Linked DNA regions of Homo sapiens: region 1 is linked to region 2. Evidence: chromatin contacts called from ENCODE Hi-C or POLR2A ChIA-PET data. All regions are on one chromosome and are shown on one strand. Each heading gives the region's core, a stretch centred on a gene start or an enhancer-like site at or near the end of the contact. The rest is flanking DNA. Distances are from core to core; before and after follow the strand shown. Region 1 has its middle 240 kb from the start of MIR4693. Region 2 holds the start of DCUN1D5 (defective in cullin neddylation 1 domain containing 5).

Region 1 (2,700 bases), core at 148-2,647, 520 kb before region 2:
TGCTATGAAGTTGTAGAGTTGTGATTATTGATGTGTGGTATTGGAGTACTTTAATATTTTGATCTCTTGAGTGTACCCACCAACATTTTAGTATTAAAAATAAAAGTTTAAAAAGATGAATGCAAACCATTGCTCTACAATGTCTGTATTTTCCCCTAAAGAACCATTCTATGCCATTCTCTGAGCCTAATTCATTATTTTCATCCTTCCTTCTAAAAATTACATTCTTAGCTATCCCAGTTAATTCCCAGAACTGTATCTCTCCCAAAGAAAACAGCCAGCAGCTGACCAATTTCTTACTCAATACTGTGCAAAAAGTCATTTTGGAGGCTCCCTTAGTAGAAAGGAAAGGTACTATGTATCCCTACTGTATTAGTCCATTCTCACATTCCTATAAATAAATACCTGAGACTGGGTAATTTATAAAGTAAAGATGTTTAATTGGATTATGGTTCCACAGGCTGTACAGGAAGCCTGGCAGTATCAGCATCTGGTGAGGCCTCAGGGAACTTTCAATCATGGCAGAAGGTGAAGAGGGAGCAAGCACTTCACATGGCTGGAGCAAGAGAAAGGCGAGGGGAGATGCTACACACTTTTAAAACAATGAGATCTTATGATAACTCACTCACTATCATAAGAACAGCACCAAGGGGATAGTGCTACACCATTCGTGAGAACTCTGCCCCCATGATCCAATCACTTCCCATCAGGCTCCACCTCCAACATTGGGGATGACAGTTAAACTTTAGATTTGGGCAGGGACACAGATTCAAACCATATCACCTACAATAACTCTTACCATGCTGTTGGCAAAACCAAAGGAGTCAGTAGAGTCTGGAAACATCTCCAAATATTATACAATTTTTCCATGAAGAGATATTGGCCAAGAGGCCAGAAAGGAAGGATATCTTAAATGCATCTGTAGATATTAAGATAATTGTGTGTATTATTGCATAACAGAGAGGGAATAATGAAGGCTAGAGGATAAACATGTTCACATAGATTCCCTGTTAGTGGCCTTTTTCCCCACGTAGGAGGGGAACTCATCCTCACAGAACTACACAGAAGGGAGTTTAAGGTGTATTTCTCAGGCATTGGATAAGAGGTTTTGAGGATAGCAGAGTCCAGGGCCCACTCTGTTGGCTTCCCATTTGCCTTAGTTATTAAATCATCACCTTTTGGTTCCAAACTCATTCAAGACTACTACTTTGCTTCACAATGAGGGCTGGGACTCAGAAAACCACATTTCTGTTTTGCCAGCTAGTCCTGTTAGACTCTGCCAGTAGGGGGACTGGGGAGGACTGCAAGGCTGGAGAAGGAAAGAGAACATGTTCTTTTCTGTGTGCTCCTGGTTTCCTGTGGTCTTCCCATTACTGTGAGTAACACCTCAGGAATGTTCTTCATCTCAGCAGCAACAGTTCCTAGTAATAACTGAATTGGTGTTTCCTTTTTCCAACACTTACAGAACCAGCTTCATCATGCCTCCCCACAAAACCTCCAGTACCAACAAAGCCATACCCTCTCTTTGGAGATCTGGGACCCCACAGGGTCCCTCCTTCAAGTTTGAAAGTGTTCATAGTTCTAACCTGTTACCTGTGTTCTTTCAGCCCCAGGGGTGGTAGCATAGCTGCTTCCTGCAGTAGCCAACTCTATAGCACCTAACTTTTCACCACTTTAGTTACGTATTGACAACTTACTTACAACCTACTTAGGGCATTCCTTTTCTTTTTTTCTTTTTCTTTTTCTTTTTTTTTCTTTGAGACAGGGTCTCTCTCTCTCTCTCTCTCTCTGCCAAACCAGGCTGAGAGAGTACAGTGGTACAATCATAGTTCACTGCCACATGGAACTCCTGAGCTCAAGAGATCCTCCCATCTCAGCCTCTGGAGTAGCTAGCACTACAAGTGCATGCCACCATGTGCAGCTAAATTTTTTTTAACTTTTTGTAGAGACGGGGTCTTACTATGTTGCCCAGATCCATTCTTTGTTCTAATAACAAGTGTGGTTTCTCTCTCCTGCTTGGACCCAGACTGATGTACCTCTGAAATGGTCGTTTCAATGAACAAATAGATACTTGGGATGTACCAAACGTTAATAACTGATTTTTTGGAGCTGGGTGATTCTGCTAAGCCATGTGGTACTTGTGAGTCACCAGCAGTGGCAGTGGCTAAAAAATGCTACAGTGAAATGGAGTCACACCACCTTAAAAAAGCCTTTCAAGTCATACAATATTTGAATTGTTTACTTACCCGTAACTACTGGACTGCAAGCTCTATGAGGTGAATGATGATGTCCTGTTGATAGTTTTATCTTCAGTTTCAATGTGTACTTGTTGAATAAGTAAATAAATGAATGAAAAATTTAAGCATTTAATGTAGTTTTAGATGATAGCAAATTTAACCACATATTCAAGGACCTCCTTCCGCAATAAAAGTTTAAAAATCAGGTTAAAATGGAAAAGAATCCCTTTATAAATTTAAGGGTGAACTTTCCACATTCCTTTTTATTCTACAATTTCTGCTCTCCCTCAGTTTCCAGACATCATTGTGAGCTCTTTAGGCCCTCGGTTCTTTCAACATTTTTAATTACCTTAAAACATCCTTCAACTCTAGCAGTCTTGGCAATCTTATTATCTCGAAGGGACAAGGAGCAAAGATTAGTAGATTAGTTGTTTTATCATTTAAGTAATGAGAATTTTACACT
Region 2 (2,700 bases), core at 139-2,638:
CTGCATACTGAAAATGATTGACATATCCTTTAAGTCTTTTAATTTCCTTCTCTCTCCTCTCGTCCTAATAATTTGTTGCAGAATTTGGGTCATTGTCCTGTAGACTTTTCTGACGTCTAGATATTGCTGATTGCATTGGGTATTTAACATGTTCCTCTGTCCTGTACTTTTTGTAGATGGTAGTTCTATTTAGAGACTTTATCTGATTCTGTTTTGATTTTGGCCTCAGGCATTTTTAAATGGGTTGAAGGATCATATACTTTGACATTCTTTTGGTTTTAAGTAACAGAGAATTGAACTAAATATGCAAAATAGTGAAATTTGTTGCTTCACATAAGTGAAAATTCCAGGGCATATCATGGATTTTGGGCTCATATCATATAATCACATCCTGGTTTTTCTATTTTTCTGCTTGATACTAGTCTCTTCTGAGTTTTGGCTTCATTCTCCATACCTTCTCTGGTTCAAATCCATAGGAAATAAAATTGCTTTCTGGTGGTTCAATTTTGTGTCATTGGCACTCATTGGCCTGGCCTGAGTATGTGTCCATCCTGAACCAATTAATAACACTAAGGAAATATGATATTCGGATTGACCAGATTAGGGTGCCATTGTGAGGGTAGTTTCACAGGAACCACTTCAACTATTACTCAAAGACTTTTAGTCTTCTCCCATCACAGTTGGTTTGCAGAGATTATTTTACCAACAGAATTACTAACGACTTTCTACTATGTCTTTACATACAATAACCATTATTTAAAAACAGTATTTCCACCTAAGTGGAGATGAATAGATTACAGTGTGTTTTGGGTCTAGGGGGAGGTTCCTTAGAACTGTCCCCCAAATTTCTCTCTACTGAGTCGCAGTCACCTACTGTCTCTTATCGGAGAGGTGAGCTCTGTGGAAATAATGGCAGAGCTAAGTTTCAATACAGGACAAAGTGATATGCAAAGGTAGGGAGAAGGGGGAGTGGGTGGCTGATCACAGGCCCATAAAAAAAACACGCAAGACACAGGGTGACAATGCATTTACGGGGTGGGAACACTTCAGGTGAGGTTATCGTGTGGAAGAGCTCAGAAGTGGAACTTGGTCTACTTTACCAGGTTGTTTTTAACGTCAACTGCAAAGTATTAGTAGTTTCACTTTTTGGCGGTGACTGCCAGCATCAGAGCGCGGTAGAAGCTTCATGAGAAAGGTCAGGATACCCTGGACAGGATACAAGAATTCCGCGGACTGCCGCAGTCGACGGGTCAGACAGCTTCGCTCTGCCTGGCCTACCTACGAGTGGCAGAGGCTAACCGGAACCACGCCCCTTCCCGGGACCGGCTCCGCGATTGCGTCACTTCCGGGCCTCAGCGATTCGCCTCCGGGTTAGGCTGAGCCTCTTGCTTGCTGTGACTGGTGGAGCTGCCGCGCTGTCCGCGTTATCTCCTCCCGGTGAGAACGAACCGCAGTGTCCACCGGCGAGGAGCCAGCCCTGTCCCGGTCAGAGAAAGACGACGAGGATACCTGGGAGCGGGCGGCGGCCGGGCTGGGCCGCGCCGGTGCGGGCTGGCGACTCTGCTCCTCCGCTTGCTGCTGTCTCTGGGAACTGGGTGCCAGCGCTGAGGGGCTTCCAGCGGACAGGGACCCCCTTCCCCGGCTCCCCTGCCCACCCTGCCGGGGAGGGCGGAAGATGCCGGTGAAGAAGAAGAGAAAATCCCCTGGGGTGGCAGCAGCAGTAGCGGAAGACGGAGGCCTCAAAAAGTGTAAAATCTCCAGGTACCATCTCCCCCCACCCTTCAAGCTTCCCTCCTCCCTCCTTTGCTGGACAACTGGAGGAAAAGGAGTCGGGCCCGGCCTGCCGGGCTGGGGCTGGAGACAGGTGAGGCCCCTTTGATCGAGCTAGGCTGTAGGTGCCGAACACCGCGAGTCTCCGCGCCCGACCCGACCTCGTGTTCGAGTGTGTGCACGCTGGCGTTTATGGAGAGACTAGAAGAGCCGCCCACGTTAAGAGTCTACGTGCCCTGCAGGGTGGGGAACAGATGCATATGTAAATTGCGCTTCCCCCCACCCCCACCCCCACCCCACAACCGACCCTCGATCCCCTACTCCCGTATCGCTCCTCTGCCTTTTTCTAGACTTAGAAGTGAGTACATATCCGCAGAAGGGTCACTTCTAGAATTTCTTTGTAGAGTGTGAAGAAAGCAGAACATAAGGAATCTTGACAACTGTCTTGGGAATGGTAGAAAGGAAAACTTGTATGCTATAATTGGCCTCCATATTTAGTATTTGGAGTGGCCTAACCCGGAAGGTCCCAGCAGGAGGCCTTTTAAATTGCAGGAGCCCCATTTTCTGGAAGTATAGTGCCTCACCTATGCCAAGTCCCTGTGTGCAGAGTTGGAAAGGCCCTGCATGCTTTTTGTCTTCTAGCATTCAGGACGCTGTTAGCTCTCAGCATAAATTAAATAATTTGTGAGCTCTTGTACTCTGTCCTACTGGTAAGAAAGAAGACAAGGCAGAACTATATAGTAGTAGCTCTTTGATCCCCTTGTAGCATATCATGGAGGCATCACAGCAAAATTTATGCTACAAAAAAACTGCAATTTTGGTTTGAGAAATGGTTTTTTTGTTTTTTTGTTTTGTTTTGTTTTTCTGAGACGGAGTCTTCCACTGTTGTCCAGGCTGGAGTGCAGTGGCGCGATCTCCGCTTACTGCAAC

What was found. A loop is a pair of places that touch in the nucleus more often than their neighbours do. ChIA-PET counts read pairs that join two places held with the same protein, here RNA polymerase II (POLR2A). Pooled maps may share reads with other maps.
Region 1: a loop to region 2 is called in a map of endothelial cell of umbilical vein, with 11 times the contacts of the local background. The contact joins the enhancer-like site here to the promoter of DCUN1D5 in region 2. A Hi-C loop is called at or near these places in 10 of 168 maps with a recorded cell type or tissue (CD4-positive, alpha-beta memory T cell, CD8-positive, alpha-beta T cell, Caco-2 and 7 more), 8 of 37 single-sample maps with no recorded cell type and 18 of 50 pooled maps. POLR2A ChIA-PET finds 5 or more read pairs at or near these places in 2 of 52 experiments (OCI-LY7 and Panc1).

Annotation. Positions count from the first base shown.
Region 1 is chr11:103,608,233-103,610,932 of GRCh38, reverse strand. No RefSeq gene overlaps it. Among named protein-coding and RNA genes, the nearest start is that of MIR4693, 240 kb to the left of the region's middle. Within about 2 kb of position 1,397, at least 3 of the 41 ENCODE cell types and tissues checked have a DNase peak (open chromatin) inside an H3K27ac peak, as active enhancers do; they include endothelial cell of umbilical vein, where a contact is called at or near this core.
Region 2 is chr11:103,090,848-103,093,547 of GRCh38, reverse strand. It overlaps DCUN1D5 (defective in cullin neddylation 1 domain containing 5), which reads left to right and starts at 1,388. Exons shown (of 8, transcript NM_032299.4): 1 at 1,388-1,761. The coding sequence starts at 1,676. RefSeq lists enhancers at 934-983, 1,054-1,103, 1,033-1,650, 1,651-2,268 and a silencer at 1,794-2,088.